Linked DNA regions of Mus musculus: all the other regions are linked to region 1. A link is a loop called in an ENCODE intact Hi-C map of the cell type or tissue named here. Cell type or tissue: left cerebral cortex. All regions are shown on one strand.

What was found. Peaks named below come from ENCODE experiments on the same cell type or tissue, not always from the same donor. Only the 100,000 strongest peaks of a DNase experiment are listed, where the experiment ranks them.
Region 2: it touches region 1 in a loop (5-fold over the local background); 2 of 42 quality-filtered maps call a loop at or near these places.
Region 3: it touches region 1 in a loop (4-fold over the local background); 4 of 42 quality-filtered maps call a loop at or near these places.

Annotation. Positions count from the first base shown.
Region 1 is chr1:158,509,934-158,514,933 of GRCm38, reverse strand. Astn1 (astrotactin 1) reads right to left here. Exons shown (of 23, transcript NM_007495.4): 6 at 4,939-5,000; 7 at 3,812-3,979. All of the region lies in intron 1 of Gm37679 (a long non-coding RNA gene), which reads left to right. Among named protein-coding and RNA genes, the nearest start is that of Mir488, 6.8 kb to the right of the region's middle. In left cerebral cortex, a CTCF peak has its summit at 2,623 (motif pointing right); DNase peaks (open chromatin) are centred at 2,108, 2,633, 3,852, 4,256 and 1 more place; H3K27ac peaks cover 4,134 bases.
Region 2 is chr1:158,573,577-158,578,576 of GRCm38, reverse strand. All of the region lies in intron 9 of Astn1 (astrotactin 1), which reads right to left. Among named protein-coding and RNA genes, the nearest start is that of Gm37679, 22 kb to the right of the region's middle. In left cerebral cortex, no CTCF peak of the experiment used is centred here; DNase peaks (open chromatin) are centred at 344 and 2,382; H3K27ac peaks cover 629 bases.
Region 3 is chr1:158,403,591-158,408,590 of GRCm38, reverse strand. The region is part of intron 1 of Astn1 (astrotactin 1); the gene reads right to left. Among named protein-coding and RNA genes, the nearest start is that of Astn1, 44 kb to the right of the region's middle. In left cerebral cortex, no CTCF peak of the experiment used is centred here; DNase peaks (open chromatin) are centred at 248, 2,364 and 3,693; H3K27ac peaks cover 3,136 bases.

The sequences.
Region 1 (5,000 bases):
GGACCGACTCGTCCTAAGTTGATAACCTGGTCGGAGAGAATCACAATGCTTAGGAGAGAGTACAAAGGTATGAAGGTCTCTCCTTTCTCAGGCATGCCCACATATAAGCAGAAGGTCTGAGGAGCTGGGATGATTATAAGAACATTTGTCAGTTTTGGTTTGCTCTTCTCCAGGCTGGTCTCTGAGCTCAGTACCTCCCAGGTAACATGGTGTTAGAATATAAGTGGAGAGGAAGGCTGGAAATGGAATGAACCAGCAAGTTTCCTACAGGCCCAATTTTTTCACAGGCCCTCACACATCTTTAGAAGTTCTAGAATTATGGTGGGGGTATAGGAAGAGGGAGTATAACAAGTTTCTCTTCCTTAACTGCTTTGTCCTTCTTTTGATGTATTTGTAGCCAGTCTCAAACTCATATGCCTAAAGCAACATCACTTTATTATAGGCCAGAGGGGACCAGTGTCGGTTCTATGGGGCCAAGATTAAAGTATCTACAAAGTAAGTCTCTACAGAGCTATGCTTCTTTCTAGAGTGAGATCCTGCTCCCTTGCTTTAAAGGCTGTCTGGATGCTTAGTTCATGACTTGTCCATCTTTAAAGTATACAGTAGCTTAACGAATCATTCCTTCATCTTGGCACTTTGACCTATTTTCCCTTCTACTTTTGAGAAGTATTGTCAGAGCACTGGGACACCCAGATAATCTAGGGTAATCTTGCTTTTGTGACAGCAGTCATTAGGTGACTTCAATTCTATGCACCATTTAACCTTCCTGTGCGATGCAACATCACACATCATCAGACTGTGGGGAGGAGGATGTGGGCATCTGCTGGAGTAAGACCATGTTTCTATCTCTCACACCTGGTAGTGTGGAGTCCCGTGCAGCTGATGTGTAAATACATACTTATCTTTGGGACACTTTTAGGAAAGCTGCCTAAGGAGTGCTCCAGGCACCAAAGGCTGCTCCTTCGCAGTGCCTGAGCATCTGTGTTTGTGTGCTTGTGTGTTTATGGGTACGTGTGTCTGTGTGAAAAAAAAATACACAAGTGCATTTGCACAGCCCTGTGAATCCATATGGGCAGACCCCTCAGCTCGGCTGGGAAAGCACATGTCCCAACACGCTGACATTTCCAAGGAAGCTAGCTGGAGGATTGCAAAAAATAACGTCGACTTGACTCGAAGCCAATTCCCACACTCAGCTCTTTAGAGAAAGGCTCCTAGGATGGAGTGTGGGAGGCGATAAAGTTCCTTAGTGATGAGCGTGTGGGATGACCACATCATCACATGTGCAGAGAGAAGCAGCACAGAAGTGGGCGGGGTTCCAATCCCCGCATTAATGAAGATGCGGCTCCGCAGCATCCTTTCTCAGCTGCCGTACCAAGTGAAGATGTTGTCCCTTAGTTCTGTTGCAGAGCTTGTGTTCTTATATTTAGTATACCTTGTGACTTTCCAGTTGGAAGTTCATTAGTTGCTAGAGATACCGGGAAACCATTTGCAAGAGAGGGGCTTCCCACAGTCGTTTTGTAGGAAGGATTAGAAATTAGACATCGGCAAAGGGCTAGAGGGTAGATATCAGACTTCTCTATAGACAACCAGCTTCCTGGCACACCCACTAGGAATGTTCAATCCAGGTTACCTCCTAAAGAGTTGAATGACAAACATGTCGGACCCAGCATACCTGAGCAGTTCAAGTTACATTTAACAACCCTATTTTTGTTCAGACTTCATGATAGGCTAAACACAAACAAAACTCTCCTTATCAGTATCCACAGGACTCTGGGCAAATCAGGCCCAGGTAATTAAATGTTGTGTAAAGTAAGAAGGCAGCATGTCTCACCCTCCCAAGTGTACAACAGCAGTTCCCTCCTTTCCACATGTAATTGTAGGCCTTGGTTTTCTTTCAAGGCCAAGAGGAAACATGTAAGATCCTCGGGAGATCGTGTTGCTCTCAGAAGTGAGTTTAACATCTAAGACTGTCCCAAATCCTCCTAATCCTAACCAGCTGGAGGACGAGGGTACCAGAGACCAGCTCTGCTACATGGAGAGTTCCCACCTCTGAGATGAGCTCTTTTTAATTTCTTCCAAGCACAGTGCTTTTGGGCATAGTGCACAGCCCATCTGTTTGGTTTGGTGTTTGCCTGACAGCGTAGGAGGGACAGCAAGCAAGCACCGTCTTAGACATCAGATGTGGAAAGTGCTGTACTTTCTCTTCCATATGGGGACCTAGAATCCCTGTGATGGGCCCACGTAAAAAAATAAGTTTGAAACCTCAGAATGTGAACTTTAGATGTCACAGTTACCTGCTAGTTTCTCAAAGGGATTTAATAATGGATTACAACTAAATACAGATCATATGGTCTTAGGCTACATCTGTAGAAAGACCTTTCTGAACTGAACTTTCTGAAGATCCACCCCATCCCCAGCCTGGCTCAGGAGTTACACATGACAAAGATCTTGAGGATTTGGTTCATGACCTCTTCCTTTGTTCTATAGTGCTACACTTCTTCTCCAGTAGGGCTTCACCAGTGATGCTCTAGCTCCTGAATTTTTTTTTTTTTTTTGTAGTGGCTATTATATATGAACCTTTTACTATGGTTTAAATGTGAAATTTTGTCAACTACTTGGTCCCCAGTTGGTGGCACTGGAAGGCCACTTTTGGACTTGAGGGTTAGCTGGCAGGTATAATGCCATAGGAGTAGAGAGAGGTAAGGCTTAAAGCATCTAGGCCAGTTCCACTTTCAGCTAGGCTCTCTGGTCCATAAAGATTTAATAAGCCATCTTCCCACCATATAGAACCCTATATGCCATGCCTTCCCTGCCAGGATGGACTGTGTTTCCTTCAACCATGGGCCGAAATAGATCCTTCATCCTCTAACTTGTTTCTGTTCAATATTCTGTCATGGTAACAAGAAGAGTACACACCCTTCGTACCACAAAAGTGCAAATCTACTTGGCAGAGAGACCTGGGGTCGTGGGTATACAACACTCTAGGAGTAAGGCAGTCACTCCACTTCACAATACATGAATCTGGGCCTCACTCAGAACTACCCTAGTCTTGTGTGATAGAGTCACACACTAAAATATATCAACCGCCTTTGGGTAGTGATCGATCCCTAAAGTTCATTGGAAGAAAAATAAGTTCCTATGTGCCCCACTTGTTTTTGTTGTTGAGAGGTTTGTCTTAATAGTATTTATAAAAATAAAAAAGAATCTAAAGCCTTCTAAATTCAAAGCAACAGGACTGTTTAAATGAGCTATGGTACAGATGTATGATATAATAGCAAATGACCATTAAAATGTTACTGAGAATTTTGATTATGGAAAGTCTTATAGAATATTAAGGAAACAAATTCAGGAAAACTCAACTAGACTTCCCATGCTTCCAGGAAACCTTTAAAAAATTATGCCTAGACTAGTAATGGAAAGAAAGGACATGAAGAGTCAGAAATAGGAGACAGAAATATAGACGTTTATCTTTTTTTTTCTATACTATTTTTTATACTAAACCTGGATTAATTTTGCAATTATAAATGGATAGTCACAGTAGCTAAAGAATGACAAAATGGACTGCAGAAGTTATTCCAAACTGGCCTTTGCAGAGTAAGGCTGTGGTTAAGATCCTACCCAGACTTCTGTCAGACTATTGCATGTTTTTATGCTCAGTGACTCAACCACATGGTGCTATGCATGCATGGTCCACGCTTGAGATGAAAAAGGGACAGCGGAATTGGGTGAGATGGTCTGAATCGCAAGAGAATGATTGCAAAAGGCATGCGCTCTCTCTGACAGTTACCCGCTGCCCGGTGCTCCCGCCTACCAGTTTCGGGGTCACATTGGTGTTCACAAGGGTCCAGGAGCCGCCGGGCACAGAGGTCCATGGCCCAGGGCCCGCTGGAGTTCTGCTGAGAGAAGAGAACCACTTGGGCAGGGTTCAGCCAGTCACTGGCATCCAGCTGGCTCCCCTCCAGCAGGATGAAGCGGCTCCCTACGGGTGACAGAGAAGAAGCATGGCTGCAGAGGCACACACAATACAGGGGCACAAGTCACCAGAGGCAGGGCACATCCTAATTCAGTATCATTACTTCCACCAATCCTAGCCTACCATTAGTACCAGCACAAGGGAATGGCAGATGGAGGTCCTGCAGTCATATTGATTGCTGTGAAGCCAGGACGTTAACCCTTCCAGCCATATCATTGCCTACTGCCATGCCTCATATCATATTGCAGGAGTGTTCCTAAGGGAGAGAGGGACAGAGTGGCTCTGTGGTGGCCATGGCATGGCTCCATCAGACCTAGCCACAAGGCATTGGCACTGATCCACGTAACAAGGATGCGCCACCTGTCTTCACCTCCTATGAAATAGCACTATGAACACTCACTCCCCACCTGTTTCCAGCCTTGCAGCAACAAAGAGAATAGATACTAACAAGTCAATTAGACGCTGTAGGACTGAATGATTCAGGGACTCTCAGAACCTATGGGAGTCACTTATCATTTTGGGTCCGCTTGCATAAAGGTAAATTATTACTTTTGAGGTGTAGACTTATAACAAGTGAATGCAGTTAACTGTCTATCACCTGGACCAAACAAATCAAAGCATGGCCGATCCTTAAACACCTCTACTGTCCTGTTAGCTTTTCTTCCCCCAAATGGTAAAAAGACCATGATGTCTACACATCTATAGCCACTGTGCTTTGCATTTCTCTACAAATAGAAGATTACTTACAGACGATGTGCATCGAGTATTGGAGATGACCTGTCACGTTTTTCATTTGCTCAATTTCTGCAAACATCTGTGTACAATCTAGCCATAACCTCTATCTTACATTTTCGGGCATGTCCCTCCTCCCCACCATAGTGACCCTTGGTTTCTCCATCTTTTGCCCAGCTTGAAAACCACCAACTACTGACGGAGTGGTTCCATCCTTGGCAGACTGAGCTCACCATCAGCGATCAAGTGCTCAGGGACGTGTAGGGTGATCTTGACAACAAGAGGGCAGCTGACA
Region 2 (5,000 bases), 64 kb before region 1:
ACCTCTGCACCAGCTCTGTCAGCATGCTGGTCACAGCCACATCCCAAGCCCTGCTCAGCTCTCCCCTAGCCCACACGGTCTTCTCTGCTCTCTGCATTGCCTGAAATGTTGGGAAATCAGACTAGTGCCTTTGTGTTTGTTTGTTTGTTTGTTTTAAATGAAGTGTGTAGCCCCAGCCAGAGTGCTGGCCACAGAGCCAATGCACAGCTATGTGTTTTCTTCCCATGACCTGAATGACAGTTCTTGCCATCGGAGCTGCTGAAAGAGAAGATCCGTTCCAGCTTCAGCACAGAGGATTATGGGAGAGAGGCAGGTGGCCTGATTTGGAGCTATTTCTTCCATTTCGATATTGTTGTTTCTTAGTCCTCCATGCCTCTGAATCCTCTCCACTTCTGAGGAAACTCTGAGATGCTCTAAATCTGTAGGAGGCTCTCAGATCTTCCTGCCTCTTCCTATGAGGCAGCAGTCAAGCCTAGGACTTGGCAGGTGGTACAAAAGACTATTGCTCTATTCACTAGGAAATCAATCAGTAATATTTATTGAAGGCACAGCAGCACACTTACACACACACACACACACACACACACACACACACACACACACACACACACATCATTTGGCAATATGGCAACACCAGGCTGATCTGAGATGCCCTGAGTCTGGGAGTTAAGGATAAATGTGGGTTGAAATAAATAAAATAAATGACCTTCAGGCATTTATATGATTTCATCAAGGACATTCTTGAGGTGGACATGTATACCAGGCAGCTTGGACAAGGACAATACTAACACATACCATTTCAGAAGAACAACCACAAGTTTGAATGGCATCAGGAGTAATGTGGTTCATTGGACATTGGCTTTGTCTTCTATTTTGATTTGAAAATAATTTTACTTGAATAATGTAACAAGGTTTAAGAAATAGTTGGCAGTTGTGTTACATTTGTGATGGTTAATTATTTTTATGGAAGAATGGGGTTCCTGTCTAACCATCTCACAGTGTTCCAAGTGGGGGGGGGCATCTATAACTTGCCCCAACTTAAACTATTTAACACATTTCCGTGTGTGAAAAGTTGAAGAATCTGAATGTGCCACTGTCATCACATCTTTAGCTTTTTCTGGCCCCAACCCTGCTTTGTGTTTTTGTTCCCTCCATACCATATGATGGCAGCTCCTGAAATCTTTACTCTTTTAATCACATTACTTTTGATTCTATTACTATTTCTTTCTAGATTCTATTTTCTCTTTTCTTTACCTGAGCTGAGTCAATTAGACAATCCTTCGCCATCATAAAGCCTTCCAGAAAGTGTCCTAGAAGGCTGATCTTTAATACTTAGGCAGAGAAAAGGGACTCTTCTCTCTCTACGTTACAGAATCTCTGCTGCAGTTCATGCATGGAATTGTGCCTGGCAGTTTTTCCAGGTTCACCATCACTGAGCAGAAAGTGTGTCCTTGGGTAGCAGAGGAAGATGAACACAACTCCTAGACTAAGGGAGTCATTCCACAAATAGTCATTAAATAATCAATAGGATATTTTGTTTCCTTCATTTTCAATAGTGTCTGGATGACATACCCTCAAATGTTCAAATTTAAAGAATGCCTTGGCGAAGCTAATCCTTCCTGGTAAACAGGATGTGAGCTAACCTTTGAGTTTTGATGGATCTAGTGACCAAGACATTATTTTTCCATGAGAAGAAGAACTGCAAAACAATGGTCTGTGCTAGGGTCAAGGTGAAACCCAGTAGGCAAAGGCAAGTTTGATATGGAATGAAACTAACATGTATTGAAAAATCTCAAAAACAAAAGAGAAAGGAAGAAAGAAAGAAAGAAAGAAAGAAAGAAAGAAAGAAAGAAAGAAAGAAAGAAAGAAAGAGAGAGAGGGGGAGAGAAAGAAAGAAAGAAAGAAAGAGAGAAAAAGAGAGAGAAAAAGAAAGAAAGAAAGAAAGAAAGAAAGAAAGAAAGAAAGAAAGAAAGAAAGAGAGAGAGAGAGAAAGAAAGAAAGGAGAAAAGTCACTTTTCAGAGCTCCTGATTTATTCTCAAGACAGCCCTCCCAAGTAAGTACTTTGGCCCCATTTTACCAATACAGCATCTAATGCTATGAAGCTATCAGTGACCTTCTGAAGGTCAACCCTTTGTAGGAAAGAAAGATGGAGTTTTTCAGGTATGGATCCCAGCAGCTTGTCAGCCCATGCTGACTTGTGCATATGAATTTCTAAAAGTTTCTTTCATCTGCAGAATGTACTGAACAACTCCAAAAACCAAATATAGACTAAGCTGTTGGAAAAAAAAAAAAAAAGCTGTGTCCTGAAATCTCATCTGTCCCTCATTCATGCAAATTTGTCAGGAATGACTTTTAAAACACCAGCCAGTGGAAGCTAGGCAAGCATCTGGATTGCTCTCCCACGTTGGTTCTCTAGAGACAGCTGGGAGTGACCACTGCTGGTGAGGACTCAGCCTTATGCTTCACAGTCCTCTTGAAACCCAGATAGAAATTTCTGTCCAGAGGCAAACCCTCATTTTCCAGTGTCAGATAGAATAAGCCTGCTGTCTCTCTAGCTTTGGTGCAAAATACAATGTGGGGAAACATAATAGCTCTTGATTTGGCATCTCCACCCTTCCCTAGGTTAGGTTTTTCTGGGTCAAGAAGAAGGTATTCTCAGGGACACCATACACATTTGAAGAGAAGGTCTCTCTCTCTCTCTCTCTCTCTCTCTCTCTCTCTCTCTCTCTCTCTCTCACACACACACACACACACACACAGAGAGAGAGAGAGAGAGAGAGAGAGAGAGAGAGAGTCCAGTGGACTGGGTGACTCTTCACACTGAGTCACTATAAGAATGTCTTTGATGTGAAAACTCAGCTGGCTGAATCAGGACCCTTTTGGGATTGGTGGTTTTCAAAGTGGGGTTCACCATCCATATCTTTTCCTAGTCTGATTTCAAGAGCTTGGGAGATATCTAAATTGAGTACCTATATATAGCTACCAAAGGCCTACTATATTTTCAAAACTATATCCAATCTTTAAAGCTCTGTATGCAACATCTTTCCTCCAAAAAACAACCACCTCATTCAGAAGCAAGTAGCTAAGTTAAAAATAAATATGAGATAAATTTATTGACAATTAATTACTGTGGTCATTCATTGTGAATCAGTAGAGTAAAGTTTTATAGCAATGTTTCTCAACATGGCTGTAGATGAAGTTTACCATGATATGTTCCTGAGCATAACTCCCAGAACTTTTGAATAAACTGGTTTGTAGAGCCTGGGAATTATCACATAGGGTCAGAGATAAAAGGTCACCTCTTGGATGAGTCTGGAAACTTAAAGGCAGGAAGCCTCTTTATCAAGCCTATCAAGATCATGCCTACAGCATCTGAAATCATGCATTGAAATGATGGATGCTCAAGAGATTACAGATATGGAGATATGATCAGGACCATGGAAATGTTCAATGTTTATATTATGAGGAAAAGATTCAATCTTACTGAGTGACTAGAGTATGAGAAAATATTGAATATAGTGGATTGGGTACCGTAGAAGGTAGATTTGACCACAAATAGAAAATTTCATAGGAAAATAACAACTTATTTAACAGGTGAATATCAACACTCAATGGCAGAAAGATTTGAATGCCAGAATTTTAGTTCTATTTCACAGGTGAGAGAAATATGCAGTGGCTTGAAATTGATGAGAATAAAATTATGAATTAGTACAACAGCAAATAAATAACCTATTTTCCCCACTGACCAGATCAAACTTTTCCTGGAATTGCCACTGGTCAATGGTTGACTTAGACGCGAGAATGGTTTTAATTTAAAAGTGATTCAAAGCAAGTGAAGCAAACCTATTGTATTCATTTGAGAATAGGGTCATTGTCATGTTAGGGACCAAAATTGTTAATAACATATTGATCATCCCACTGGCTCCTGAGGTGGTGAAGTCATGGATTAAAGCACACACCTGCTCCCTCTGTAGTTCATGGCTGTTGTATCCACTCGGCAGCCAGTACAAGCTTAAAAAATATGATGCTTGTGGAGTTGGAACATTTTCATATGCAAGTTCTGATCTAATAGAGATCAGAACTTTAACCAGAACCTTTGGTCACTAGTGTTAACTTTAAATTTGTAGAAAACGGAGAACTTATCTATGCTAATCAATAAAATTTCTCCTGATTTCCCCTTACCTCATTTGTGTTACCTACAATGGTCCTGGAAGTTGAGCAATAAGAAAATGAAGGGCAAGTCATCCAAACAAAAAAATCATTGTCAGAAAATTTAAGACCAAGGAATATTGTTGATTTCTCATAGAGCACCCACATTCAAAAGCAGACTGTAGCCAGTGTCATGAACTTGACCTAACCTGCTCTGGTCTGGAGACTGGAGGGTAAGGAAAGGCCATGTATGGAAGTGGTTATGTAAATGTGAACTGTGATTGTGTCCGTCCTAACTCATGAAGGCAAATGGCACAAGCTGCATGTATGTGGTAATGGGCTCAACGATGCAGATACAGGGGCAAAATCAACACACGAGTCCATGTGACTGACAGCAAAGGGGTCAGAAAAGGTAGCGTTAAAGGATCCTCAGGCAGCTGTGTTACTGCGGTAACAAAGAAACAAGTTTTCCACCTGGCCTCCGTGGCTCTCCATCCCTGTAGCAATGGCATGCAGGGACTGAGGTCATTCTTGGGGACAATCTCCCCCGTGAAGGTCTGTTCAATTCCTCCAAATGTGGGCTTGCTCATAGAAGAAGACAAACGTCTGTGCTGCTAGGCCAAACAACGCAATCTCTGACTCTAAGTAGGTACGTGGTAAATGTGTGTTAAGTGAAGGACAAACTGACTACCAGAATGAACAATAAGATCTAAATTGGAAATAAGCTTATGTTCCAGAAAAGGCCTGGTGTGAATTAAATTTTATGAAAATTCAATAGTTCATGGCTGGTACCCAAATTCCCCCTTCGCTTGTGAGTCTTTCTAATATGTGCTATTTATTACCAGATATG
Region 3 (5,000 bases), 110 kb after region 1:
ATGCCTGGTAGATATGAAATAAATGACCAGAATCCATGGTTAATGTCAAGGGAGAAAAACAGCAGTTGTTAGTGAATTTGCAGATTAGTCCTTAATTCTATGTGTATCTTTTTAATGCTAATAATCCAGGAAACTGAACTTCTCCTGTAACATTTTCTGGTTCAGCAGCACTAACTCCAGAGTGGGCTGTCACAGCCTTGTAGGCTGCAAGTCGGTTGCCATGGTAACAAGGTTCTGGATGGAGGCTCTGGCTAAAGAGCCCTTCTCAACTCAAAAGAAGCTGCAGAAATTCTAAGGATATTTTGGTTCCTCCTCCTTCTTTCTTTCTTTCCTCCCCAACCACTCTTCCTTTCCAGCAACTTGAAAGTTGAAATGAGCTAAGTCTCAGAAGCCAGCTCTCTTGGAACTCCATATCACGCCTGCAATGGATTTGCCCATACAGAGCAGCATAGGTTTGTTTCTGGACTGTGTTTAATGCCTCTCTGTTTCTTTCTTCTCCCTTTCTCTTCTTGCCATTTGTTTTGTTTTGTTTTGTTTTGTTTTGTTTTGTTTTGTTCTTGCTGGTATCATTACTCTTTCTTCTCTTTGCTTCATCCTCACCATTGCACAGAACTGTCCCAAGTATATCTGCTGATGGACATACTTCTTATTTTTCTTGACACTGCCAGGAAATGCACTCACAAAAGCACCTGAAGGAAAGGAAGTTTATTCTGGCTCACAGTTTTGTCCATCCTGGCAAGGATACCATGGCAGTAGGGATGTGAGGTAGCTACCCTGTGTCTACATTCAGAAACCAGGAAGAGATGAATTCTGGCACTCACTTGATTTTCTCTTTGTCATCTGGGCCAGGACTGCAGTCCATGGAATGGTCCCATCAACATGAATGATGAGTCTTCCCACCATACTCAATGTAGTGTAAAAAATCCCTAACAGGTATGCTTAGAACTTTGTCTCCTAACTGATTCTTATTCCTTTAAAATCGACAGTCCATATTGACCATCACAGCATCCTCCCTCTCCTTGATCACTGTATGTAGGCAAAGGCATCCACTTAGTCCTACAAAATCAGGGCATGGAACAAGACAGGTTTGGGAAGAAGATGGCAAACACCCCTTATACTTTCACATGAAAGATAGGTGTCCTGTTAGATACTCTCCCAGAGGGTCTGTTTCAGAGCCTGACAGAGAACGCAGGCAAGAGCCCCTTCCTCATTCTCAGCGACGATATTTTGCTGGTGGTTATCGGCTCCACTCTGCACAAGCAGCAGCAGCATCCTAGGACAGGTGGGGAACAGAGCTCTCGTGTATCACACTAGATCATCCCTAAGAGATGTGCTTGTTAAGTGACTGATGTCTCATTCAAACACAAATTGTCCCCATTTTTATAGAAGCCCAAGTTGTGTGTGTTTTCACTTTATAATAGTGTGAAGACAATATGTATTCAACGGGAATGATACTTCAGATTTTGAACTCTCATTTCTCCCTAGGCTGGTGATAGATGATACAATACTCTCCTGTGATGTTGTTACAGCAGCGAACCACAGCTGTCACTCAGCCCGGAGATTACAAGGGAAAACAGGAGATTCTCCCTCCCCATATGAAAAGGGACTATGTATTGTATCGCTAGTCTATACTGTTCCGATAGATGTATTCAATGCGTCTTCAAATTATGATACTTCCAACTTAGGATGGATTTATCAGGACCTAAGTCCATCATAATTCAAGGAGCACCCATATTTAAATGCCAAGCTGCAACAATATTCCTCTGGAAGCGTCCTGCCACTTCCCTGGCAAGCTTTCACATAAAAACACTATAAAATTTTAAAGTGAGGAGCTTCATGGAGAAGCCCCACTGATTGTGGGGACCCCTGCCTACCATATCACCACTAATGGCTTTCTCCTGACCTCAGGCGTCCCAAGAGGGTTCTCTTGATCTCGATTCACACAAAGCTAAACTTCCAGGGCAAAACCTGACAGAAACTCACTTCCACAATCAAACTGAAAAGCCCTTCCTGAGGCTAGTTCCCCAGAGTTATTTAATTCTCCCAGCTTCTGCGTTTCTTTTTCCTTCTCTTAAATAAGCTTATTCTTTTGATGCAATATTCATGACTCCCAGACACAAGGAGAGCCCTCCATTGCAGAAAGACGGCACTTTTCTTCTGTAATGAGTTTGCACCCTTCCTATCTCACTCAAGCAGCCTGTCTCTGTCTTTCTGACTAAGCTGATGTTTACCTCAGCTTTTCTACTAGCTGCTGGAATCTACAGGAAAAAAAAAACCCAGGGGACACATTCAGTCATAAGAAAGAGGGTGCCCACCAAATGACAACACTCGGGCTGCATCTTGTGGAGACATTCCTGAGCACGTGGTCCTTTTTTCTGGCAGGATTCTTCAACAAGGTTTCTCCCACCCACCCACCCCACCCCTTCAGAACTGAGCTCAGCTCCTCCAACTTCACAGTCTCCCCCACCCAACTCCCAATTGTCCCTGAGCCTGTGACTTAGCCTGGGTGCTGATGAGACTTGGAAACGGACCCTTCCCCACAGTGTGGAGTATTTTCGGCTCATGCAAATCAGGATATGAATTAAATGCTCCACCAGTCGGGTCTGGTTTTGTTTAATCTGCTGCTGCGTTAACTGCTGTTTTCTTGTTATAGACATCATGGGAAGCACATGTGCACTCTGTGATGACAATGAAAGAGTTCGAATTTTTAAAAACCTCAGAGGTAGTGCCACCAAAACCCAGCATCCTATAAGGGCAGACAGGCCTTGCTGACTGCTTCCTGGGAATGATGCAGTGTAAAGGGATAAGAAAGCCTTGCTCCTCCTATCAGCTCTGTGACCTTGAACAAGTGACACACAGATTCCATTTTCTGACTCAAAAGGGAAAATGGATGGACATGCCCAGAGCAACTTTAAGGTACACACACACACACACACACACACACACACACACAGCAAACAAAGACAACAAAAACCTCATTTCATGGGAAAGAAGTGGTACTTAAAACTAGACAGTCCTAGGATTGAGTTTACTTAAACAACAAAAAAACAAACAAAAAGGTTTGGTGGCCCATATTTGGTGGGCCATCCTAGCCCTCAGAAGTAAGATGCAAGAAGATTGTGAGCTCAAGGCTAGCCTTAGCTACCTAGTGAAATTCTATTTTAAAAAAAAGTCAAAACAAACCTTAGAACAAAAGCTGTGTGTTGATGATTGTATGTTGATGAGGAAGCTACAATCCTAAAGCCTGAGGTTTCTCCATTTAAATGAAGGGCAGAGATAACACCTATGTGTCCCCTTTGTAGCTTTTGATGTTTAGTATAAGCATTAGGGGATGTAGCATCCTAGTACACTAAAGGGGTGATCCCTGAAGGTCACTTTCTACCACCTCTCTCTTCTCTTCTTCTGAGCTCCCTTGGGCTCCCACACTGAGTGAGGGACTTGCTGATGACAGACCTCCATGCTGAGAATACATCATGTTCCTCTCCAGCATCTTAGATTTATTTGTAGTGCAGCAGGATAGCAGATTAGCCAGGAACAGAGGTTCCCAGGACCAAGCGCCTGAGCTGAGGAAGCACTGATGGCAACTGAGCAGGCAGCACAAAAAAAAGGCAAAGGAAAGAAAAGCCCTCCTGACTCACTTAGTGTAAACCTGGCAGCTTCATCTCTTGGCTCTGGCAGAATGCATAAACACCGACAGGAGAGTGCTGTGGCTACCTGGAGCACTTTGGGGTTATGGGGTTAAAAGAGAGATCAATGGGAATCCTACTGTTAGTTGCCAAATCCCATTCTCCTCTTGCCAAAGTGGTTTAAAAATGAAACACAACAAGATAAGAATGAAGATAAACCCTGTGCTACCAAGGGACCCAGTAAGTTAACATGGATGGCCAGAGATGGGTACTGATGAGAGACATGAGTCACAAGTGACACAAGCCACATCTCTTCTGTTCTTCAAGAGGTTGAATGTGATGATGGCACCTGCAAAAAAGCCCAGAGAGTAGAACTACCTTTGCTTCTTGTCAACCTGATGAGCTGCACTACCTGGGGACCATGGGGCTCAACAGCGACAATTCAAACGACATATTTGATTGCTGCTGAGATGTGGCAGCAGGGCAGAATCTGAACTTGCAAGGTCGAAGGTGTCTGATGAGAGACATCACGAAGGAGTAAATTCGCCACCTCTCCCATTCTCTTTCTTCTCCCAACCAACATCACTCCCCAGCAACAAAATCAGCTCAGAGCCTGGAACTAATACCCATTCTGGTGGCCCACCTCCTGTCACTGCCCGAGTTTTTACATCAGGCCATTCTACTCTCCTTACCTCACAGTGGACAGCGCTCTGTCCAGACATTACCTAACTCATCAGACTACTGCCTTCCCGAAAGGGAAGTGACGGGAACCATCCACCCTATTTCAAAGAACTGGTGGCAGAAATGTTCAGGATCCAAAAGGTCTCTTCAACTGCTTGCAATAAATTATGGAAAAGACAGAGAGGAAAGAACCCTTGAGATAGTGAGCTAGTGTGCTGCCCCTTCGGCAACCCTCAAACCTTTTCTCTCTAGGGATTACTCTGACTAAAGTACCAGGCCAGGGCATCTCTCCACTCTCCAATGAATGCCTGGCACAACTGCTTCTGCCTCTCTCACTGTCACCACAGGCAGCTGAGCTTAACCAAGGTGTCACATGCTGGTCAGGAGTGAAGAAACACATTCTTTCATGAGGGTTCAGGGAAGGAGCCAAGGATACCAGTGCATGTTGCCTAAAATGCATGCATTGCCAGTGGTCCCATAGAATGCTGCCTCCCCCGCCCCCGTGCATGGCACACTGGCCTTCCATCTATCAGCAGGGAATATGGATGATACTAGCACACAAAGCATTTGAAGGTGTTTATTGAAAAACACTAGAGAGGGAGGGCTGAGAGGATCCCCTGGTCAAGATGGTGCCTGCTCTGAAAGCTGAGGACTGAGTTAGGTCCCCAGTGTTCATGTAAGAGGTCAAGGGGT